Regions from separate parts of the Homo sapiens genome. Here regions 1, 2 and 3 are each linked to region 4. A link is a contact called in ENCODE Hi-C data. All regions are on one chromosome and are shown on one strand. Each heading gives the region's core, a stretch centred on a gene start or an enhancer-like site at or near the end of the contact. The rest is flanking DNA. Distances are from core to core; before and after follow the strand shown.

Region 1 (3,230 bases), core at 337-2,836, 3.3 Mb before region 4:
AGAGACATGGGGTCTAGTTTATTGCCCAGGCTGGTCTCAAACTCCTGGGGACTAGAAATCCTCCCACCTGAGCCCCCCAAAGTGTTGGAATTACAGGTGTGAGCCATTGCCCAGACAGAAGATACTTTTACTACAAACTTGTGTTCATAGCTTATATATCTGATATACAAGTAAAGTGAAACAGCAATCAACAGAGTAAACACATTTTTGACCTGAGGTATCAACCCATGGACCTTCCATGGATTATCGATTTTCAAAAACGTAGAATGCATTAGAATTGCACTCAACACTAAACTATGCTGAAAAGACTATAATGTATAATGGAACATTAGGGCCTTGCAGCCATCTCAGGTAGGTTGTCATTGTGAACATCAGTCATTGTTTAATAGAACTGTGGAAATGCTGAAGTTAGTTTAATCGAATTCTGAATAATAAAGTTTACCATTATTACCTCAGGTAGTCTTGAAGTAGCTTAGAAACAAAAACCAAACCTAATAACATTTAAGGTTAGAGCAGAAAAACATTCAGTCTACCTGAATTTTTTTTTTTTTAATGACAACTTTTTGGTTAGGATTTTTGTTTTGAGAAAAATAAGATTGTTATAAAAATAAGATAGCCAATTTATTTTCCATAAAATCAATAAGTGACAGTAAATCTGTCCATCACATTAAAGACCACCAAAAATGTTATTCCTGCCATGCATTTGAAATGAGAGGGGAAAATTTTATAAACATTTTAATGTGCGAAAAAGGTATTTTCCTGCAGTAGCCCCTGAGATCTTAGTATTTTGTTTGCCAGGAAGTTAACTTTCTATCCTATTAGAATATATCTATTTTTAAAGGTTAGTAACTAATTATAATTTCCTTAATAAGGGTGAAAGTGCAAAATTTCAAGAGAGCCATTATGATAATTTGTTCAGATTTTTCACAAAGATTTTTCTAGTTGCTTCCAAACAGTCTGTGGAAAACTCACTCTTTAGGGATAAAACATTTGAGAGCAATCGAAATGTAGGATATAATCCTGAAATAATGTAGCAATCTTTTACAAAAATCTCTATATCAACAAGAAAAATAACCTTTAGGATAATAGTAAAAGAAAAGGAAAAAAAATGAACATAAGTGACTCCAAAGCTGAATTCACCTGGACTTCTTCAGAAACTCCATTTTGTCCTATGTCTTCCAGACCTGAGTTAATTAATGGAACCTGTGAAAACAATCACGTGTCTGTGTTTTTGTGAGAAGAAAACTTTTTCCTTTATCTGAAGTATTTTTCTCTTCCTCCGTTCTCCCTCTTTAACTGGTAGTAAATTCCTATGATAATGTCAATAAGTTACAATTCATAAACTCTTCATGGGTGGGTATGTCTTGTGTATTCTAGCCCACTAACAAATAAAGCAGGCTTTTTTTTAAATTTCTTTTTTCTTAAAATAACTAATTAGCTATCTAGTTTAAGAAGGAGGTGCAGAAGGAAGAACAAAGCACCCGTGGTTTCACTTCTGTTTTAAAAAAAGTTTTTTAAAGCAAAAGCCCCTGGCCCTTTCTCTTCTTCTTTTTTGAGACAGGGCCTTGCTTTGTCACCCAGGCTGGAGCACAATGGCGCAATCTGGGCTCACGGCAGCCCCAACCTCGCAGACTCAAGCAATCCTCCCACCTCAGGCTCCCGGGTGGCTGGAACTACAGGCATGTGCCACCACGCCTGGCTAATTTTTGTATTTTTTGTAGAGACAGGGTCTCGCCTTGTGGCCCAAGGTGGTCTCGAACTCCTGAGCTCAAGTGATCTGTCCGCCTTGGCCTCCCAAACTGCTAGGATTACAGGTGTGAACCACCATGCCTGGCCTCTCTTCTCAGTTTTAATATGAGAAATTACATGATTATACCTTTCTGAAATCTTGTTGAGTTTGAAATTATGACTCAACGGAGAATATGACTGATACTGTGTCTATCAGAACACTGCTAACTGTATATTGGTGAATGACTGTAAGTCTAAAAATAGCTACCAAAGAAATGAAGAGCCACCTGGCAGAGACAAAGATACTGTGACCAGAAGAAGGAGATTATTCTGAGACACACATAGCTCTTTGACTTCTTTGATCCTTAGAGAGTATTTCAAAGTTTGTAGAGATTCTGGAGGATAATCAATTTGATTTTCAAATTCAATGGCCAAAAAAATGGCATTTTTACTTGGCCTCACATCTAAATTAGTTAGAACTGCAAAAATGCTAACTTTCCTAGCAGTTCTTCCAAGAAGCAAGCATTCATTTTCCTCTTCGTGTGTCTCATATTGGTTAAAACTCAGTGTTTCTAGAGACTTCAGTCATCAGTTCTACTAAACAAGGTAACGTCATCATTGTATCCTGGGGCTGAACACTCCAAGTTCTCTAGTAAAACATAATTGTTTTCATTGACATTCAGAGAGACGGCTTCTTTCTTAGCAGTGGATGTAAGCTCACTCCAAGTAATGTCAGTATTTTTAAAAGCATGTAGAAGGAAGATGCCAATGATAATAGTGAAGAATCCACTCAGGGTCCCAATGATATCTCCAGCTGTCATGCCATACCACTCTTGGAATAAGATGGCAGAGCAAGTCACTACCATGGATGTGAAGAATACATAATAAATGGGTGTCACAAGAGAGGTATTAAAGGTGTCCAGTGCCTTGTTGAGATAGTTAATCTGTGTAGTTACTGAAAGCACAAGTACAGCCAGCAAAACAAAGACCAGCGGATGTTTGTAAACTGGCTTCCATTCTATCAGCTCCTTAATGGCAATTCCCAGGCCTTTCACAGAAGAAACTGAAAACGCTCCAATCAAGGAACAGATTGAAATATAAACCAATATATTGGTCTGTCCTTTCTTGGGAGCCACAATCAAAATCAGCACCAAGGAGATCACAGTTATGATCACAGCAAAGGAAATAAACCCTGTTAGAAGGAGAAAAGAATTTGACTTTAGAAAATGCTCACAGGATTATACCTTTCTGAAATCTTGTTAGTCATGAGTTTAAGAGCATAGGTATTTTAGAAATAGAAGTGAGATCAAATTAAAAACAACATTCTATTGCATAGTTCTCAATATTTTACAAAGGATTTTCACAAACATATCATTTAAATCTCACCAATACCACTATGAGCTAGGGCGAATATTATCAGATTAACTTTTTATTTTCAGAGGAAGAGAGTGGCAAAGATTTGATTTTGAATATATGTCTTTTGCCTCTACCATCCCCACCTC
Region 2 (3,233 bases), core at 96-2,595, 3.3 Mb before region 4:
TCTTTTTCAGAAAAAAAGACTAGAAAATAATTCTAGATCCAGCGGCCTTAAAAAATTTTTTTTAATAGCTTGTGAATTGTTCAGGCATTTTTCTCCTTTTTTTGGTGTCCCTTCTCTTCCTTGCTAGCATGGTTTGGACGAGCTCACTTGTTAAAAAGGAATAAGCTGGAAGAGTCAAGAGGAGAGGAAACTAGGGAAGTTGCGAGCACCTTTGCAAAGGTGTATATGTATATACATATATATATATATATATGTGTAAGGGAACTATATATATATGTGTATATATATAGTAGTTCTTACCATGCCTTTCACTGCCTCCCTTCCCCTTTACTGCATTATCAGGTAAATTAAAAAGCTGCTTTCCCCTTGGTACGGCGAAAACCATCATTTCAATGTATCTACATCCTTCCAGTCGCTCCCCCTACCCCCTTCCCTACTTTTATCGGGGCCTTCTGTATGGAGACTGCAGAAAACCCGCCAGTGTTGCGAACACTTGGCGAAGGGCAAGGAGCCTCGCCCAGAGATTTCACGGGGCTCAGGTGAGAAGCAGTAAGAAGAGCCTGCAAACGAGTGCTCCCGGTTCCAGGTTTCCTCTCCAGTACGGCTCTCGCCTTAAGCAGCCAGAGTGACTGCACAGCGAGTCAGACAGGCTCATGGGTTTGGAGACCTTTTCATTTCCAAGGAAGAGGAGAGACGTGGGCGGCCCAGACTTGCCCAACGCCCACCCCCGCGGCCCCGGGCGCCCAACCTCTCGCGGTGCTCGATCCCCGGGAGCCAGCGCAGGGCGCAGCGCAGAACTCCCACGGGCCCCCCAGGCAGACACGCCCTCTGCCCACCGGGTGACGTCGGCCGCAGACTCTGGAAGGGAGCCTGAGTCAGAGGAAACGTCCTTCTCAGAGGGACTCGGGATTCTTCCCATAGCATCCTGAGTTTCCCCGTCCCACACGCAGCACGCGGTAATTTACACTGGTCGGCCTCGCGAATCGAGTGGGAGTCCCACCTGCCTTATTCCACTCAGGTTTTCCAGCACAGCCCGAATCGCCTAGGCACCCATAAATAAGTGTTGAACGCCTGGCTGGACGGCCGACTGACTGAATGAATGAATGAGTGAACGACTACGTTTAGAGTCGGTACAGCCCCCCTTTCCAGTCTCCGCAAGTGTCCGGGGACCGCCCACCCGGTCTCTTCGCCACCCAGCTGCCAGGTCCCTCGGCTCAGGGCAGACACAAACCTTCTCGGCAGGGCTCTCCGGGCGGCAGCCTCACCTGTGCCCCCATGGCCCCGGGAGCGGGCTTCCGGAACGCGGGCGCTTGCTCCTCACCTGGGCCTCTCCACACGCACCCGCGGCGGGCGGGGCTGCGGGGTCTGGGAATGGGGCGCCCTGACCCCGCCCCCGGGGCAGCCTCCGCCAATGGGCATGGCCAGGCGGGGCCTCAGCGCCAGCCGAGCCCTGCTGCCCGGGGCTTGTTGCGAATTCTCAGGGCCCCCGCAGGCCTGGGAGCGGCCTGTGATAACTGGTGTATCTGGCAGGAGTAGCAGCTGCCCCTTGGCGCGACTGCTGGAGCCGCGAACTAGAGAAACACAGACACGCCTCATAGAGCAACAGCGTCTCTCGGAGCGTGGAGCCCGCCAAGGTAACTCCGGGAATTGAGTGGAGTGGAGGCTGCACTGAGGCCCCCTTCTGGCTCCTCTCTGGTCGAAAAGGCTCCCCCGCTAGAGAGAGCCCTGCTGCTTTTGGAAGCCTTCAGGTGTTAGTTGCTTTGCACCGAAGCTGCTGACTGCTGGGGTTCTGCGCCGATTGCCAGGCTCAAGTTTATTTTGGGGGCTGCTGAGCAGACTTTGCCCTTCTGTGCTGTTATCAGCTTCTGTCGCTGTCCGTCCACGCCCGCTATATCCATCCACTCTCCGTTCTGTCTCCAGCAGGCAACTCCCCCTACCCTGCCCCATTTTCTGGGTCATAGGGGTATTTGAAATAAACCTTTAAGGGAAAAGCAATGCCAAAACTGGAAAGACTTATTTCCACGAATTATTAATAACTAATGTTTATGATATCCTTGTTATACCATACATATGCAGGCACATTATGTATTAATTAAATCTCACAGCAGTCTATTAACGCTCAGTTTACAGATGAGGGATTAGAGGCAAAGAGTGAGGTTAAGTAACCAAACCAAGGTTGGAAGACCTGATAGCAGGTATTTACAAAACAAGGAGTGGGCAGGGCTGGCGGGTGGCTCACCCCTGTAATCACAGCACTTTGGGAGGTTGAGGCGAGTGGCTCTCTTGAGTCCACAAGTTCGAGACTAGCCTGGGCATCATGGTGAAACCCTGTCTCTACAAAAATTAGCCAGATGTGGTGGTGTACTCCTGTAGTCTCAGCTACTCAGGAGGCTGAGGTGGGAGGACGGATGACTTGAGCCCAGGAGGTGGAGGCTACAGTGAGACATGATCGAACCACTGCACTCTAGTCCAGGCAACAGAGTGAGACCCTGTCTCAAGAAAAAAAAAGGTGAGGGGTGGGGTAGTGAACAATTCGGGCTCAAACCCTCACCAGGGAGAACTGGGGTGCCTTTGTGCTCTGGCATTTTAACACTGAGGAAAATATTCTCATGTACTCAGGTAGCCTTTGTTCTAAGTAGGCATGAACAGTGCTATTAATTTTATTACCTAAGAGTTTCATAGCAGAGGCCTCAATCTTGTTTTTCTTGTTCTTAGGCGGATGAGAGAAGAGCTAAGAACAAATTAGTCAACATACCAGTCCAAGGCACCCACTTTTATAATACATATGGATGACTTTGCAGAGAAGGAACACCACGGAGAGTGGAATAGGTGAAAGTTGAAAGCGAGGGAGATTTATGCCAATTTTCCATAACAAGCCTTAAAACTTAGACTTCTTTTTGTTTGCTTGTTTGTTTGTTTGGCTTGGTTTGGTTTTTTTTGAGACGGAGTCTCGCTCTGTCGCCCAGGCTGGAGTGCAGTGGCGCGATCTCGGCTCACTGCAAGCTCCGCCTCCTGGGTTCACGCCATTCTCCTGCCTCAGCCTCCCGAGTAGCTGGGACTACAGGCGCCCCCCACCACGCCCGGCTAATTTTTTGTATTTTTTTTTTTAGTAGAGATGGGGTTTCACCGTGTTAACCAGCATGCTCTCAATCTCCTGACCTCGTGATCCGCCTACCTCGGCCTCCCAAAGGGCTGGGATTACAGGCGTGAGCCACCTAGCCCGGCCCAAAACT
Region 3 (2,989 bases), core at 432-2,931, 4.1 Mb before region 4:
AGAGTTTGAGAGTGGTAAGTGAGTAAACCAGAAGTATTAGTTTAGCTTGGCTGCAGTTTTATTATACAGTAAAATCAGAATAGGCTAAGCATAGGGATTTAGTTATAGGGACTTAATAGGGAGGATGTGTGTATCTGTGAAGGCCATATAAATGCAACCCAGATAGTTCATCGTCTCTTGCCCCCACTAGTGATACCTAAACCACCTTCCTGCAACGTTCCCTTTTGTTTCCTGCTCTTTCATATTTTCGGGAATCCTCATGAAATTTTTCACCTGTATTTGGGGAAAAGTCCTATGAACTACCAACTACTGATGTTTACTTACCCTTCTCTGTCATCATCAAGCCCCTTTTCTAGGGTACTGCTGAGCACTGACACTTCCTTGGCACCATTAGATTATACTGGGGTATCACTGCAAATGTACTAAAGCCCCCGGGGTACACAGTCTTCAAGGTTCATCGGCAAAGAGGGAGAGAACACATAACCATTTTCCCCTAACATTCTTAGATGGGTACCGAAGCTGTACCTGTACTCAATTTTAGTGGAAATAAACCTTTTAGTTCTTACAGCTCCAGTGGGAAACTGGGGAAACTCTAAAGCAGACCCCGCACTAGGCTTCCCCATAATTTCTTCTCTTTTCAATGCGTGAGGTTCTGCTCCATGGTCAAGCTTCTGGTATCAGATTCCCTCTTTCCCTTAGACAGACTCGTTTTCTCCTGAGAGGCATCTCAGTTGTTCAAGTGACCTGGGGTGTTTTTCCTACAGTTCTAGCAAGGGGGAACGAAGTCCTACACTTTGAGGATGGCATAAGGGTACCATCTACTTAATTTTTTCAAAAAAGTAACAGGTCTCGTGGAAACGCGGGAACGTCACAGAGGACGTGACTTAAACGGAACTTGTAATGGAAATGATTTTCTAAATGAACAATTGCGAGACAAGCAAGGAAACCTCCAGGTTTGCAGATAACTTGATTAAAGCTCTTCCGGGTGGCAAAATGCCAGTGCAATCAATGGTATGAGTAGGGCGGACAGTGGATGAAACTTGTTGAGTAAATCTCAGGAGGAATTAGCACTGGACTTTCAGGTATTCTAACTCAATTCTAACCATTCCATTCTCTGGATCATTGGATAAGGTTCCGCAGGATCCGGGCGCCAGCTCTGGATACATTACTGATCGGGAGAAAATTTTGAATTTTTCTCTTGTCCCTTTCCAGCTTTCCTCAATATAGGATATGAGTTTGTCCTCGACCCCTAACAACATTTAAAGGTAAAGTCGCTCCTAGAAGGCAAAGCGGAGAGGACTTTGCGGCTGTGTTTCTCAAGCCCGTAAAGAGAGAGTAATAATGGTAGGGAGCGTGCAGACTAGCTCTTTCCTTGCCCAATCAAGTGTACAGGAAGATGTCCTTTCACCAATAAAAATAAAGTTCGCTTTCCGGAGGCGGGAGGGTGAGCCTTGACTGCCAGGGCTCCAAAGCAACGTTAGAGGCGAGGGCAGAGAATGATTAGAGGGAAGACCAACCCGGGAAAAGGGGCGGGGAGAAGGTAGGAGCAACTTTGAGCGGCGGCTGGCCAGGCCAGTGGAGGGCGAGGACTGCTGTTCCTGTTGTAGTGTTTCTCGCCAATCAGGAAGGCCAGGGGGCGGGCGGGGTAGGGAAGGGGTGGGAAGACCTCGCAGCACAGCCGGGCGCCCGTCGGGCTCTGGGAGAGAGCGAGAGAGAAATCCGGTTAAAATCAGAGTCGGAGGGAGGTTTAACCACAGATCGGTTCCGATCGGATTATTCCTTAAAGGGGACGCGCCATTGTCAAGAGAACGGAGCCAGGGGCCCGAGGGCGGGGACCGGCGGCGCTGGAGGAGCGAGGCAGCTGTACTAGGACTGGGAACGGGTAGGTGTTGACTGGGGAAAGGCGCTTCATTTTACTTTCTCTTCCAGCCCCGGGGCAGGCGCCGGGATGCCCGCCGCCGGCAGCCCAGCCTGGGCGGGAGACGAGGTCGTCGGCCCTCGCCAGCTGTCCTTCCTGGTGGGCGCCGAGGGAAGGCGGTCCAGGATGGCTGGCAAGCGGCGCGGCGCGGCCCGGGCCGGCGCTCGTAACGGACACCAAACCGCGGCGCAACCCCAGCCTCAACCGAAAGCCCGCCCGAGCTCCGGCGGTTCCGCCGGCAGCGCCGCGCGCCCGTCTCTCCCGCACGTCCCCTTCCCCTCCAGTGCCTGGCTCTTCTCGCGCGCGCCCGGGTACCCCTCGCGCGCCGCCTTCTCGCGCGTCCTGCTCTGGTCGCGCGCCGCCTCGCCACCGACTCGCGGGAGCCGCCCCGCGGGAAGGAAGGCGGTGGCAGAGGTGGAGGAAGACCGGCGACCACGGCTCCGCCGCCTCGGCTGGGAAGGGAGGGCTGAGGAGCAAACTTAGCGCGGCGGCTGGCGGGCCCCGGCGGGCAGGGCTGGCGGGGACCGGCGGAGCGCGCCAGCCCAGCCGGGCATTGTCCGCCTTTTCCCTTGCTCTGGTCTCTCCGCCCACTGCTCGCGGTCCTGGGGAGGGGTGCGGGCGCTGTGCCCGCGCAGCCCCGGGCCGTTGGCGTACCCCGGGACCCGGAGTCTTCCGGAGCCGGAGCCAGCCCTGCGGACACCGCGGCCACCGCCCGCGAGCTGACTCGGCCTGTAGATTGCCTGCTGCTCTCAGCCTCGGCACCGGGCAGGGTGCCTGGGCGCTGAGCTCTTCTTTGCAACTTTTATTTGCCGTTTGATGGAAGTTGTTGCTTCCGGGCGGCAGGTTCTTTGGGCACAGCCTGGTTTCCTGCGTTCTGGAGAGGCTGGTTTCTAGGGCGAAATGATTTATTGCTGCCGGTCTTTCCTGCCATCCTAGTTTAGTTCCTCGCCACCTAAAATCGCATTTTTGTGGATTTGCAATGATATGGGAGCATTAATCTTTCCTAGGCCAAGATTTGAAAAGAAAAAAAAGGGGGTGGGGGTTAGGGTGTGTGCTGGTGAGGAGCAAGAG
Region 4 (2,953 bases), core at 356-2,855:
TCTAAAATAATGATAAAGAGTATAATATAGCAAATACATATACCAGTAACATAGTCATTTATTATCAAGTATTATATCCTGTACATAATTGTATGTGCTAGACTTTTATGAGACTGGAAGCACAGTAGGTTTACACCTATGTAGCCACAAACACGAGTGGTGTTGCTCTACAACTTTACGTTTACTACAATGTCGCTAGGTGATAGGAATTTTTCAGTTCTGTTATAATCTTATGGGACCATTGCCAAATATCCAGTCCATTCTTTACCTAAACTTCCTTATGTGGCACATATCTGTAATTCAAGACTGTAATTCAGTCTCCACCTTTCTACAGCATTCTTTCTAAAACACGTATGTTCTAGTCTCTTATCTTCAATTCATAAAGCTTAAGTGACTCCCTATTGCCTACAATACAAAGCCTAAATTCTATGCATAGCCTACAAACTACTTCATCATTTTACCTCAATCTTTTTTGGAGAGACAGGGTCTTGCTATGTTGCCCAGGCTGGTCTCCAACTCCTGGGTTCAAGCCATCCATGCACCATGACCTCTGAAAGTGCTGGGATTACAGGCGTGAGTCACCGAATCTGGCCAAAAATCGCTTTTGCAAACTTACTGAAGGCGATAGTACTAATAAACCTGTCTATTATCAGTATGTGAGCAATGTTGCTGTTTGAAGCTAAATCAACGAGAATGTAACATCCTACTCTTCACTAAAGGATGCAAGAGGAGTCATTACATTCAAAGAAGCAGGCTGGATTTACAACCCAGGTGAAAAACTTCATATAACGAGTTTGAGGACACAGCGTTTTACATTTTTTTAACTTGTAGTTTCCACAGAAACAGAACCTTAAGTTGGCTAGGAGTCAAGATTGTATTGTTCCTAACAGAACCCTAAACGGTGTTATTAATGGAACAGTGTTCCTGATGGAACATGGTGAAGACACAACACACTTTTCTCCTTTTGAATGATAGCTGCTTTCTTTACAATAATTTCCACAGCCCAATTCCTTCCCACTCCTGTATAAACATCTGTGATACCCAGCTCAAAGCTGATTCCAGCTTCCCCTATCCCTTTCTTAGACTCATTCAGCAAAAGCCAGTACCCTATTATATAGTGTTTTCTCTTACTGAGACGCTCCCGATTTCCCATGGTACTGTTTGCCCTTTTGCAAACTTTGATGAGTTTTTTGACACAAGACGCTTATCTGTCATTGCGTTTGCAAATATGCATTCAATAGCTTGGAGTAGAGAGAGAAATGTATTCATAAATGGCAAATATATTCATGTTGCCAAACAGCAACATAAGCAACAAAGTACGTGTGAGCACTACGGTCTTACATACTAAATCTCATAAGCCTAAAGAATCTACTGCAAATCCCTCTTTGAAAGATGGGGGGGAGGGGAAAGTAGCGTAAAGTGATGACCCAGAAACTGCGATCTTCCAGGCAAGAAGAGCGCCCAGCCGCACCGCACTCGGACCGAACTCCTCGCGTCTCACCTCAGGCGTCCTAAAGGCGGTGCGCATGCGCAGCGCCCGCCAGCCACGCCGCGGTTCCTTCCTGCGCCTTTATCTGCATCCGGGTCCGTGGGATTCGCGCTCCACTGGTCAGCTGGGGTCGCTCTCGGGTGGTTGGGTGTTGCTTGTTCCCGCTGTTCCAGCATCGAAGAACCATTGGGTCTGCCGGTAAGTTTAGCGGGGGGTGCGGCGGGGGCGCCAAGAAGGGGACTCGGGTCGGGGGACCCGACGGCAACTTCGCCCTGTGCGGCCTTTGTGCTGAGACTGGGACGCCGGGCCGGGGCGGAATGGGTGCTCAGGAACCTCGAGGCTGGGGGCGCGTGGGGTCTCCCGTATTGCCACTCGCGGACCTGGTTGTCCTCTCCGGATTTGTGCCTACGGGAGAAGGCGTCCCTGCCCTCTCCTCTCTCGCGGCTTCTTCTTGACACCTCTCTCTACACTCGTTAAAAATTCCTAACAGTCATCCTCATTTGCATTCGCTGTCCTTTGCCAAGTGAGGGCCAGGCAAACGCGCAGCTGAGGGGAATCTGCAGCCCCCGCCTCCCGGGCAGGAACCACAGCCTTCTTTGCTGTCTCTCGTCCCTCCTCGGGTCGGTCCCACACGCGCGGCCAGGCCACCCTTACGCTTTCAGGACAGGTCAGGTTGAGTAGGGAAAAGCTCAGAGCAGAGGTTCTGCAAGTGTAGATTCTGGTCTTGGCCCCGCCATTAACTAGCTGTGTAACTTCACGGGTGTAGAAGTTGTCATCCACCATTGAAGTTTTGCGATTTATATTCAGCAGCCCTTTTTCCTAGCGATGCACATCCAAAATGAATCAGCACCTGAAGGAAGACGAGGGAAAGGGTGGTGCTCTGTTGTTTTTTGATGCTGTCTTGTGATGCCAGAGAATTGCATAAGGCGACAATAGTTTGGATCTCTGAGGATTGGCAAAAACTGGAAAAGTCAAATCTTAAAAACTTAAATGTGGTGAAGAAATTCTTCTTTGCTCTGGGTGAAGGGATTCATTTGGGACTTTTGGAGGTGACTCTGCGCCCTCCAGAGAGTTTAAGAAAACAAAAAGTTGCCTGTACCTTGGTCTGAGAGACTTGCTTAAACTTCGTTTCAGTGAGATGTGTGGTGTTCTTAACAAATTTCACCTGATTATGAATATCCCCTGTGATAATTTGCAAAAGCAGAGATTCCTTGGACTTCATTTCAGATCTTTTGAAACACTGTGTCTAGGGAGAGGGACCTGAGAATCTGTATTTTTAACTAGCATCGTAAGTGATTCTCAACCGGTAAGACATCTTTGGCTAATGTCTCTTTGAGTCAGAAACACTTAGTTTTAAAGCCAGCTCCCCGGGCCACTTTTTAACGTCAGCAATAAACTTCTCGTAGTTGCAGTTTTCTGTATATGAAGAGTGAGAATAATGCTTTCAACCTCAGAGACAAGTGA

The links. A loop is a pair of places that touch in the nucleus more often than their neighbours do. Pooled maps may share reads with other maps.
Region 1: a pooled map shows a loop between it and region 4 (4-fold over the local background). The contact joins the enhancer-like site here to the promoter of GNPDA2 in region 4. A Hi-C loop is called at or near these places in 2 of 50 pooled maps.
Region 2: a pooled map shows a loop between it and region 4 (2.3-fold over the local background). The contact joins the promoter of NIPAL1 here to the promoter of GNPDA2 in region 4. A Hi-C loop is called at or near these places in 4 of 50 pooled maps.
Region 3: a loop to region 4 is called in a pooled map, with 11 times the contacts of the local background. The contact joins the promoter of FRYL here to the promoter of GNPDA2 in region 4. A Hi-C loop is called at or near these places in 10 of 50 pooled maps.

The regions. Positions count from the first base shown.
Region 1 is chr4:48,035,252-48,038,481 of GRCh38, reverse strand. NIPAL1 (NIPA like domain containing 1) reads right to left here. Exons shown (of 6, transcript NM_207330.3): 6 at 1-2,920. The coding sequence ends at 2,310. Among named protein-coding and RNA genes, the nearest start is that of NIPAL1, 20 kb to the right of the region's middle. RefSeq lists enhancers at 1,470-1,529, 1,550-1,809. Within about 2 kb of position 1,586, at least 5 of the 41 ENCODE cell types and tissues checked have a DNase peak (open chromatin) inside an H3K27ac peak, as active enhancers do.
Region 2 is chr4:48,014,884-48,018,116 of GRCh38, reverse strand. NIPAL1 (NIPA like domain containing 1) reads right to left here and starts at 1,345. Exons shown (of 6, transcript NM_207330.3): 1 at 1,232-1,345. The coding sequence starts at 1,277. CNGA1 (cyclic nucleotide gated channel subunit alpha 1) reads left to right here and starts at 1,436. Exons shown (of 11, transcript NM_001379270.1): 1 at 1,436-1,634. RefSeq lists silencers at 710-869, 1,160-1,489 and an enhancer at 1,254-1,755.
Region 3 is chr4:48,778,971-48,781,959 of GRCh38, reverse strand. FRYL (FRY like transcription coactivator) reads left to right here and starts at 1,681. Exons shown (of 64, transcript NM_015030.2): 1 at 1,681-1,882. RefSeq lists silencers at 1,636-1,745, 1,836-2,715.
Region 4 is chr4:44,725,208-44,728,160 of GRCh38, reverse strand. GNPDA2 (glucosamine-6-phosphate deaminase 2) reads left to right here and starts at 1,605. Exons shown (of 7, transcript NM_138335.3): 1 at 1,605-1,687. RefSeq lists an enhancer at 1,273-1,402 and a silencer at 1,895-2,189.